Regions from separate parts of the Mus musculus genome. Here region 1 is linked to region 2. Evidence: chromatin loops called from intact Hi-C (ENCODE). Cell type or tissue: left cerebral cortex. All regions are shown on one strand.

Evidence for each region. Peaks named below come from ENCODE experiments on the same cell type or tissue, not always from the same donor. Only the 100,000 strongest peaks of a DNase experiment are listed, where the experiment ranks them.
Region 1: it touches region 2 in a loop (5-fold over the local background); 1 of 42 quality-filtered maps calls a loop at or near these places.

The regions. Positions count from the first base shown.
Region 1 is chr12:3,579,480-3,584,479 of GRCm38, reverse strand. All of the region lies in intron 1 of Dtnb (dystrobrevin, beta), which reads right to left. Among named protein-coding and RNA genes, the nearest start is that of Dtnb, 9.6 kb to the right of the region's middle. In left cerebral cortex, a CTCF peak has its summit at 1,983 (motif pointing left); no DNase peak of the experiment used is centred here.
Region 2 is chr12:3,774,564-3,779,563 of GRCm38, reverse strand. The region is part of intron 17 of Dtnb (dystrobrevin, beta); the gene reads right to left. Among named protein-coding and RNA genes, the nearest start is that of Dnmt3a, 30 kb to the left of the region's middle. In left cerebral cortex, no CTCF peak of the experiment used is centred here; DNase peaks (open chromatin) are centred at 530 and 1,885; H3K27ac peaks cover 873 bases.

The DNA of each region.
Region 1 (5,000 bases), 200 kb after region 2:
ACCAACAAACCCATCCCAATGTCTACACAAAAAACTAAGAATAGCCAAGATGATATTTGTAAAAAAATAAAAATAAAAACTGAGGCCAGACACTGCCAGCTTCAAGACTCACACTGTCAAAAGGCAATCCAATGAGAAAAGTGGTCCTCTCAACAGGGGTTACTGTAAGAATTGAATTTCAGCCAGGCGTGGTGGCGCACGCCTTTAATCCCAGCACTCGGGAGGCAGAGGCAGGCGGATTTCTGAGTTCGAGGCCAGCCTGATCTACAGAGTGAGGTCCAGGACAGCCAGGGCTACACAGAGAAACCCTGTCTCGAAAAAAAAAAAAAAAAAAAAAAAGAATTGAATTTCAAACACAAAAACATTCTAAACACAGCAGACTTTATACTTATGACAAAAATTAACTCAAAAGTGCCCTAAATTAAAAACATAAAACTATGTAAGTCCTAGAAATCACAGGAGAGAACAGAGAGCCTGAGATTATGATGAAGATTCTCTTTTGTTCTCCCAGACAGGATCTCACACTGTAGACTGGTTTGGAACTCAACTAGGTAGTCCAGTCCTGGCCTCTAACTGTGGTAATCCTCCTGCCTCAACCTCCCAAGTGCTGAGATTACAGGTGTGGGCCAAAATACCCAGTTGACAATGATATTCTCTCTCTCTCCCTCCCTCCCTCCCTCCCTCTCTCTGAGTATGTGTGTGTGTGTGTGTGTGTGTGTGTGTGTGTGTGGTGTGTATGTGTACAGTATACATGTGTATGGAGTAACTCTGCACACATACTTGTACAGAGGCTAGCAGACATCAATCAGGTGTCCAGCTCTATCACTCTCAATATTAACCTTTTGAGACAAGGTCTCTTACTGAAGCTGGAGTTAGGCCAGCAGGCAGCAAAGCTCAGAAACCATCATCTCTTTTTCCTCCCACTCTCCCACCCTCGATGCTAGGGTTACAAGGGCACAAATGGCTGGCCAAACTTGGCTTTTTCTAAGATCCCAACTGGAGTTGTCACATTGCACAGAAAGCACTGGTACTGGAGAGATGAGCCATCTCTTTAGTCCTGATGAGGGCTTTTTAGATCTAACAGCACAGGCTGAGCCAAAGAACGAACTGTTAAACTGAACTTCAAAGCAAAAAGTTAGAGCTAGCCGGGCGTGGTGGCGCACGCCTTTAATCCCAGCACTTGGGAGGCAGAGGCAGGCGGATTTCTGAGTTCGAGGCCAGCCTGGTCTACAGAGTGAGTTCCAGGACAGCCAGGGCTATACAGAGAGACCCTGTCTCAAAAAAAAAAAAAAAAAAAGTTAGAGCTAGAGGTCATGGTGATGGTGTACCCACTGAGCACCGAGGAGGCAGAGACAGGTAGATCTCTATGAGTTTGAGGGCAACCTGGTCTACATAGTGAGTCCCAGGCCACAAGAGACTCTGTCTCAAGAAACAAAACTAAAATAGCAACAACAAAAGGGCCTCTGGGCTCCACAGGTATGTTTACATGCACTGGCTGGCACACTCACACAAGCACACAGAGAGAGTCAAAGCAAGATACCATGGCGAGCCTATGAAAACAGCCAAAGTGAAGAACAGAACAGACCATGCAGTAGTAAGAATGTGACGCAACAGGTCTGGCCACTTCAGGCAACTAGCCAGGTTCTTACACAACAAGATGTGCTGTTATCATACAATCCTTGGTATTTAGGCAGAGATGGTAAAAAACGTACATCTACCGAAAAAAAAAAAAAAATGCACCCAGATGTTCATAGCAGCTTTAGTCATGATTGCCAAATCCTGAAAACAACCACAGTGTCCTTCAGTGGGTGAAGAGATAAAACTATTCAGTTCTACAAAGGAATAAACTGTGAAGCCATTAAAACATTGAAGAAACTTGGACTGGAGTGGTTAAGAGCACTGACTGCTCTTCCAAAGGTCCTGAGTTCAAATCCCAGCAACCACATGGTGGCTTACAACCATCCTTAATGAGATCTGACGCCCTCTTCTGGTGTGTCTGAAAACAGCTACAGTGAGCTAAGGGAAAGGAGCCAATCGGGAGCCAGGAGTGGTGCTGAGAACTAGCACAGAGCACATTGTGCCAGCCTGGGCTAAATAAAACCAGTCTAAAAAGGACAAACAGCACCATTTTAACTAGGCAACACGGGGGCTGGTGAGATGGCTCAGTGGGTAAGAGCACCCGACTGCTTTTCCAAAGGTCCGGAGTTCAAATCCCAGCAACCACATGGTGGCTCACAACCATCTGTAATGAAATCTGACTCCCTCTTCTGGAGTGTCTGAAGACAGCAACAGTGTACTTACATATAATAATAAATAAATAAAATCTTAAAAAAAATAAGTAAAAAAAAAAAAACCATTTACTTAACTAGGCAACACCCATGAAAATGCAAACTTCAGAGACAGGTAAGACTGGTGACTCTAGAAGGTGGGCAATGAATCCAACGGACACAGAGCAATGTTTGTGCCATGAAACTATCCCGTCTGATAGCAGCTGGTACGTGCTATTGTGCCATTGATTACAGCAACAATTTGGGAGTGAACAGTGTGTCAGTACAGGCTTACTGATTCTAATGAACATTGCACATGCAGGGCAATGCTGGTGATCAGGAGGCTGTGTGTGTGTCAGGGCAGAAAGCACACAGGTAACCTACAGACTTGAGAAACTGTAAAGAGCTCTGACCCTCTTGTTGCAAAAGATGACAGCCCTTCCTGCTGAAACAGGCAAAGGCTTGTGCTGGGACATATCCTGAAAGATGCTTATCTTCCAAGACCTAACCCTGCCTCTGGAGTAAGAGCAAGAGGCCAAGGCTGGAGTTAAAAGTTAAGAGAACGGGGCCTGGCGGTAGTGGCGCATGCTTTTAGTCCTAGCACTTGGGAGGCAGAGGCAGGCGGATTTCTGAGTTCGAGGCCAGCCTGGTCTACAAAGTGAGTTCCAGGACAGCCAGGGCTATACAGAGAAACCCTGTCACGAAAAACCAAAGAGAGAGAGAGAGAGAGAGAGAGAGAGAGTGAGTGTTAAGAGAAGGGGCTGGGGCCAGAGTGAGTGGGCCCGGAGCCAGTGTGGCCAGAGAGAACAGCCATCCATAATGAGACACTCTTCTGGAGTGTCTGAAGACAGCTACAGTGTACTTACATACAACATATAAATAAATCTTGAAAGAGAGAGAGAACTGGCTGTTCTTCCAGAGGACCAGGATTTAATTCCCAGCACCCACAAGGTAGCTTACCACTGTAACTCCAGTTCTAGGGGATCCAACACTCTCACACACACATACATGCAGTCAAAACACAATGCAATAAATAAATCATTAAACACAAAACATAATAAAAATAAATAAATTTTTAAAAGATGAGACCCGTCTTGTCATAGAGGGTCAGAGCTGTTTACAGTTTCCCAAGTCTATAGATTTCCTGTGTACAGAAGGGCCACGGGGGCCTCACCCACTCTGGGATACCTGTCTCACACTGTCTCCTAGGGGCCGTCAGTGAGGACAAGCTACAGCTACTCGGCCCCTTATTTATCTCACTCCTTTCTGTCCAAGTTTTTCCTGGGGTCACCTCCTAAATAAAATGCTGGCATTCACATCCTTGCCTAGAATCAGCTCCTACAGAAATTCAGTACCTGTTTATTCAACCAAGCTTATGACTCAGGTCACCTCTAGTCCAAACTTACGAGGCAGATAAACCCAGTGTGTCAGTTACGTCCCGGGCCAGTGCTTTATGGGTACTAATATCTGCATCTCTGTACTTAGGCTTTCAACAGCTCGACAGTCAACAAGGACCTACCACCACCACAGCTGACCCTACAGCCCTGCCACTGAGACAGGACTTTGAACATCAATGAACCTCTCTACTCCCTTCCACTGAACTCCTGGAATTCTGCCTTTTCTTAGCAACATCACCTAAAGATACCCAATATCTCTCTATCCTCCTCATCACAAGCTGACTCTAACTTCAAGCCCTGTCATTTCCTTCCTCCCAATCACTCTCATATCCAACCCCACCCCCACCCTTTTCCCATTTCTACAGACAAAACCTTTATCTAGATAAATGAACAAAACCGATTCTACGGCCTCCTGATCTCAGGACTCCCCACCCTCTCTTTCCTGTAGTTCATCCTGCAGACACACCAAGCATGCCCATTGGCTACATCCACATAAACCTGTCTGCTGGTTAGGGCATCCAGTCACCCTTCAGGCAGGGGCTTCTTTCCACTCAAATTGAAGACATAACAACACAGGCACAGCCTACAAAGTGTAAAAGATGAGGTGTGAGACACAAGCAAAGTATCTTAAATCTTAAAGCTGAAACTCTGAGTTTCTAGATGAGTCTGTTTAATATTCTTGGCCCAAAGCCAAACTGAGGAAACAAGTTTTTACACAGAACACCAGAACAACAACTCATAAGATAAAAAATTTTCTAAGTTGAATTTTATCAAAACTAACTACTCTGCAAAATTATAAAAAGGTGAAAACAAGCAGAATAAAATAAAAATATTTTAAGGCCAGCCAGATGGCTCAGCGAGTAAAGCTCTGGTGAGCTCAGACTGAGCCCTAGAACTGAGAGAGAAATAAGAGCGAACTGGCCAGGGGTTTCCCTCTGGCATCATGCAACCAGGGCACAGGCGGCCATATCACCAACTAGGGCACAGGTCACCCTCGCACACACCTGTGAATACTTTCTCAACACACACACAAAGTTTAGAAATAAAGCTTAAAATGCAACAACAACAAAACCCAAAGCAAAACAAACAAAAAAACAATCCAATTAAAAAATCATCAGTGGGCCAGCAGACCAGTTCAGTGGGTAAAGGTGCGTGTGCATCACCAAACCTGACAACCTGAGCTGGAGCCCCGGAACCCACATGTTGGAAGAAAAAAGGCCACTCCTGCAGGCTGCCCTTTGACCTCCACCCACACACATAACCACAATAAATAAATGTTTTTAAACGGCCAAAGAAGTTAGAGTAAGTAATAATGTGAAAATATGTCCGGTAACTT
Region 2 (5,000 bases):
CTGGACTTCTCTAAGGGGCTTTCCTGACCCACTCAGCCCAGGGGCTAGACTCACATCTGCCTTTCTGTTGAGCTTTCCTGCCAGGGATGATGGGATAGAGGCAGACTGCCTACAACTCACACCTCATGGAGTATTGTGAAGAGAAGAATCAATGAATGGAAGCCGAGCCTAACTCTAGGGAGCAGCTAGAGTGGGATCAGAGCCTGCTTGGTTAGGGAAGGAAACAAGGTGGGAACAGTTTCGATGTGGACATTGCTTCTCTATGTTTTGGAACAGCATTGCTCTCCAGCTCCCCTTGGATGTTCCAAGTTCATGTCTGTCCACCGAGAGATGTTCTAGAGGCCATGAGTCTCCTCAGGACCACTGCTGGCCAGATATGCACCAGGGTGCCTCAGAGTATAAACTGGATTGCTAGGGGGCATTCTGAAGAACTCATGCTCTGTGATTCAGATATATATGGAAGTTCTGGGACAACCAGAGGAGGCAATAGCATATGGCTCATTCTGTGATTTTCTTACACTTGGCATGAGGGATGCTCAGTAGGAAGGGTGCCACAGTATAGCAGCATCCTTCCCTGGGATTTAGACAGCCAGCGTAGAACAGACAGAGGCGAAAGTTAGGGGTGAATATGGCGGGGATATTGCTTTGGTCAGAGTTCTTCAAAAGTACCTCTTTGGTACTTGTGACTTGTGTGCTGAACAGACCATGTGTGCTGGGCAGGAAGATGACTGGGCTGTGTTTATGTCACGTGAAACTGAGCTCACTCCAAAGAAAATAAATTGTTTTCTGTAAAATCAGTGGTTACTGATCTTAAATGTCTCTGCCATATCTGCAAGGACCCACATAATGTCGAGAGGAAAACAAAACAAACTGTTCATCTTGTGCCTCAACTCTTTCCCCTCCTGCTCTTAGAGATGGCACCTAAAGGCCATAAAAGCTCAGGTATCCTCACAAAAAGCCTTCACACAGACATATAGACCCAGACACGTGCACTTAGAGGGGTGAGGAGAGGCTAAGAACAAGCATCCCAGTAAAGCTCTGACAGGGTCAGCCAGGGACAGAGACAGAGGGCCCTGAGTCAGCTCCTATGAGCGGACTAAGGGCTGGAGTCCACGCCAAGGCAATAGTGAAGCGGCAGCAGCAGGGGTCTAGGCTTGCTTTGGGGAAGTAGAGGGAGGCTAAGGAGGAGCCTAGAGCAGGGAGGTCCATAGGAACGGAGGCCAAGGCAGCTGCTGCTATGTCTTTAGTCAAAAATGTTCCACAGCAATGCTAGCGTTTGGTTGGGGTCTGGGCACACACTTGGGGTGGGCATTTATGAGTGGGCATGTGTGTTCCTCCTGCCCCACAGCCAATCTTATCTGGATCTGGGTCTCTGATTGGCTGTTCTCTTCTAACAGTCTGAAGTGTGGTCAGGCCAGCCATTCCCCCCAACCCCCGACTTGTGCCCAGTAGTCCAGGTCTCCCAGGCCTCTCTCATCCATCCCATCCCTGAGGGATAGACAGCACTGTAAAGCCACTGTTCTGAGGGGTTCCCACTGTCTCTCCTGACTGCCTTCCGCTTCGCACTGTGGCTTTTCCACTTCTCTTAGACTAGCTGTTCTCTTTAGATTAAAGCATAGAGCTTGGAGCTGGAGACTACTGGGGTGAATCCAGGCTCGGTCACTTATTAACCTGTCCAGTTAATAAGCCTCAGAACCTTGTCTAGAATCCTTCCTGTCTGGGGCGGTGAAGCCAGATGAAGATGGCCATAGTACAGATCTTCTGCAGGTCTAGAAAGTAGCTAGGACCAGCCCTGCTCTCTTCTCACCCTCCCTGCTTCCTTCCTTCACGCTATCATGTCACCCTGTTCACAGCCTGAAACAGGTTTATTCACTGTCATTCCTAGAAGACAGGCACCGTTCCAGAAGCTGGGAATACATCACCAACAACACTGGCCAAAATCTCTGCCTCAGGGAGTTTATGTTCTGGAGGAATCCAGAAACAACATCTTGATATATGGTAGACATAAGTTGAGGCTCTCAAGTATCTCCAGAGGATTTCATTATCTGTTTAATATCCCACTGAAAGATGGAAGTCAAGAGCATGAAGTCTGGAGTCAGAAAGACCCACTTCAAGCCCACTCAGAGGCTACATGAGCAGACTCCCCTAGAATCTGTTTCTCTTTTATTCAAATGCGAATATTATCATCTGCGTGTCTCAGTGTTACGGATTACATGGGATTTTCCATGAAACCACTTAGTGCAGCTCTCTTCCCACATAACAAGTACATAAAGTTTCTTACATAGTAAGATGAGGAAGGCATTACTGCCCTTTGAACACACCACCTTTCTTTCTTGGTTTTACTCTTCTTATCTATTCCAACCTACAAGTCTCTTCCTTTTCAGAATCTCTTAGTATTATATTATACATTTAATGGTGGTTTTTTGTTTTAGCTCTTGAGGCAAAGTTTCAGGTAGCCCACACTGGCTTCAAGCTCATTTTGCAGCAGAGGATGAGCCTGACTGTGATGGTTTGTATATGCTTGGCCCAGGGAGTGGCATTAGAGGTGTGGCCTTGTAGGAGTAAGTGGGTGTGGACTTAAGACCCTCACCCTAAGCCGGGCAGTCGTGGCACACGCCTTTAATCCCAGCACTTGGGAGGCAGAGGCAGGCGGGTTTTGGAATTCGAGGCCAGCTTGGTCAACAAAGTGAGTCTAGGATAGCCAGGGCTACACAGAGAAACCCTGTCTCGAAAAACAAAAAACAAACAAACAAAAAAACCACAAAAAACCCTCACCCTAGCTTCCTGGAAGTCAGTCTTCCACTAGCAGCCTTCAGATGAAGATGTAGAACTCTCAGCTTCTCCTGCACCATGCCTGCCTGAATACTGCCATGCTCTTGCCTTGATGATAATGGACTGATCCTCTGAGCCTGTTAGCCAGCCCTAATTAAATGTTATTCTTACAAGAGTTGCCTTGGTCATGGTGTCTGCTCACAGCAGTAAAACTAAGTCTCTGACTTTCTGACCCTCCACCTGCCAAGCGCTGGGACTGCAAGTATGGTGCTCCTGTGGTTTATGTGGTTTATGTGGTGCTAGGGTTTACCCTGGGCTAGTCGAGGAGCATCCACCAACTGAGCTGCCTCCACAGCCAACAGTCAATTCTTTATGATCACATCTTCCTGCTTTGTTTTCTCCCCCATTTCTTCCGCATATTATAGTCATATAAACCATCGACCCTTGAGGATGGCAGGAGATATTCTGTGACTTGTTTGTATTCCAGAGTATGAGTAAATCACCTGACATTACTACCCATGGGCACACCTCAGAGTCAGTTGGGAGAACTGGCAGGAGGAAGTGTGGGGGTACTGCAGACTTGGGAAGGGTGTGGTAGGACAGAGGTCAGAAACAAAGGGGAAGGAACTTAGCATCTACTGCTCTAAAGCTTGGGTTCCCAAACTAGGGAACTTGCCTTTACCTCTGTCTTTCTCATCCTGCATCTTCTCTTCTTTCTCTGTACCTTTCTCTGCTGTGGAAACAAGTCCAAGGAGGCCAGTGACACTTTGGTCCACCACCACGGTGGGAGGCAGGTGAGTGTGGCACTGTGGGAGGCCTGAGGCAGAGACCTAAGGCAGCAGGCAGCCTCAGGGTATATGATGTCCCTGTCCATGCCCAACAGCTCCACACTCTGGTACTGTCTGATTGGAACTTTGCACAGCCATGAAGCAGAGGGCAGGTGACAGATCTGACGGTCAGGGTTAGGTGCTATCTACTAGGGTTATACTCGTATTTTGCGTTCCAGTTCAAGAAGACAATTGTAGAAGTATATACTGGATGCAAACCCAGATTCACACGGGCTCTGAGGTGGAGCTGCGTGCTCCCTCTGCATCGAGATCCTGGAAACCAGGCCACATCTCACAAGGTATGGCCAAACAGGACACCCATGTCATATTTGAGGTGTTAAAGGGGTTGGGTAGAATCTCCTAAAAATGAGAAAACTTGGGAGTGACTATGTTATCTCCCATCAAACACTGGGAAGGTGGGCTGTAGAGGAAGATGGATTTAGGGCAGAAAGGGAGATTTTAGCTCTCTAATTAGGGAGAGATCTCCAGTGATTAGAGCTGGCTATGACTGAGCCCCCTGGAAATATTCAAACTGGAGGCTTTTATATTAACAGAAAGTTCAATTAAATATCCTTAAGACCCTTGTGAAATCTAGGATTCAATTACTTAAAAATATTTTTGAAAGGTAAGAAAGACAAGCTATAGATGTGTGTCTGTGCATGCTGCTGGAAGTGTGTGAGAAGCCAGCCTGGATACTCACTGCTATCCCAGCAAAGCCTCTGTAGCCACCTCCGAGGAAGTGGTCAACACATGCTCTATTGCGCAGGGCTCTTCCTTCCACTGAAGCATAGGTTTATCTCCTATTTATCACCCTCTAGGCTTCTGTGCTTGGGGCCTCCCAGAACCTGCCTGTGTCTGTCCTCGGTGGGATCAGAGCCCTGGCTTCTTGTTTTTCTACATCTAAGCTCTAGAACTAGTTTTGCCTCTGGACTCTGTGTGATCTCAAACAAATCACTTTTTCTGAAAAGTTACTTACCACCTTTCTAAAATAAGGGTGGGTGGGTGATAGGATCGCTAATAAACTTTCGAAATGACACACTAGTATACTTGCCCCCTACCCCCACTACGTAGCTCAGGTGGGCTTTGAATTCATAAGCCTCCCTAATTTAGTCCCTGCCAATCACATTACATTCTCATTCTTGAGTACGGCGCTTGTGAGCCACTTGTTTTGCATAAACCATAACAAGTGGCCATAAGTACAACTGTTCTCACACACACACGTACACACACACATGTGCACACGCACATAGACACACACAGACACACACATGAGGGTTGGGCTTCAGTGTGGGCATGAGAGATGGGATGAGACAGGGTACGGGCATTGTCTCCTGTGGCAGAATGGGCAACTGACCTTAGCTGGGAAAGCCAATCAGGACACAGGAGTAACCTCTCCTGCAG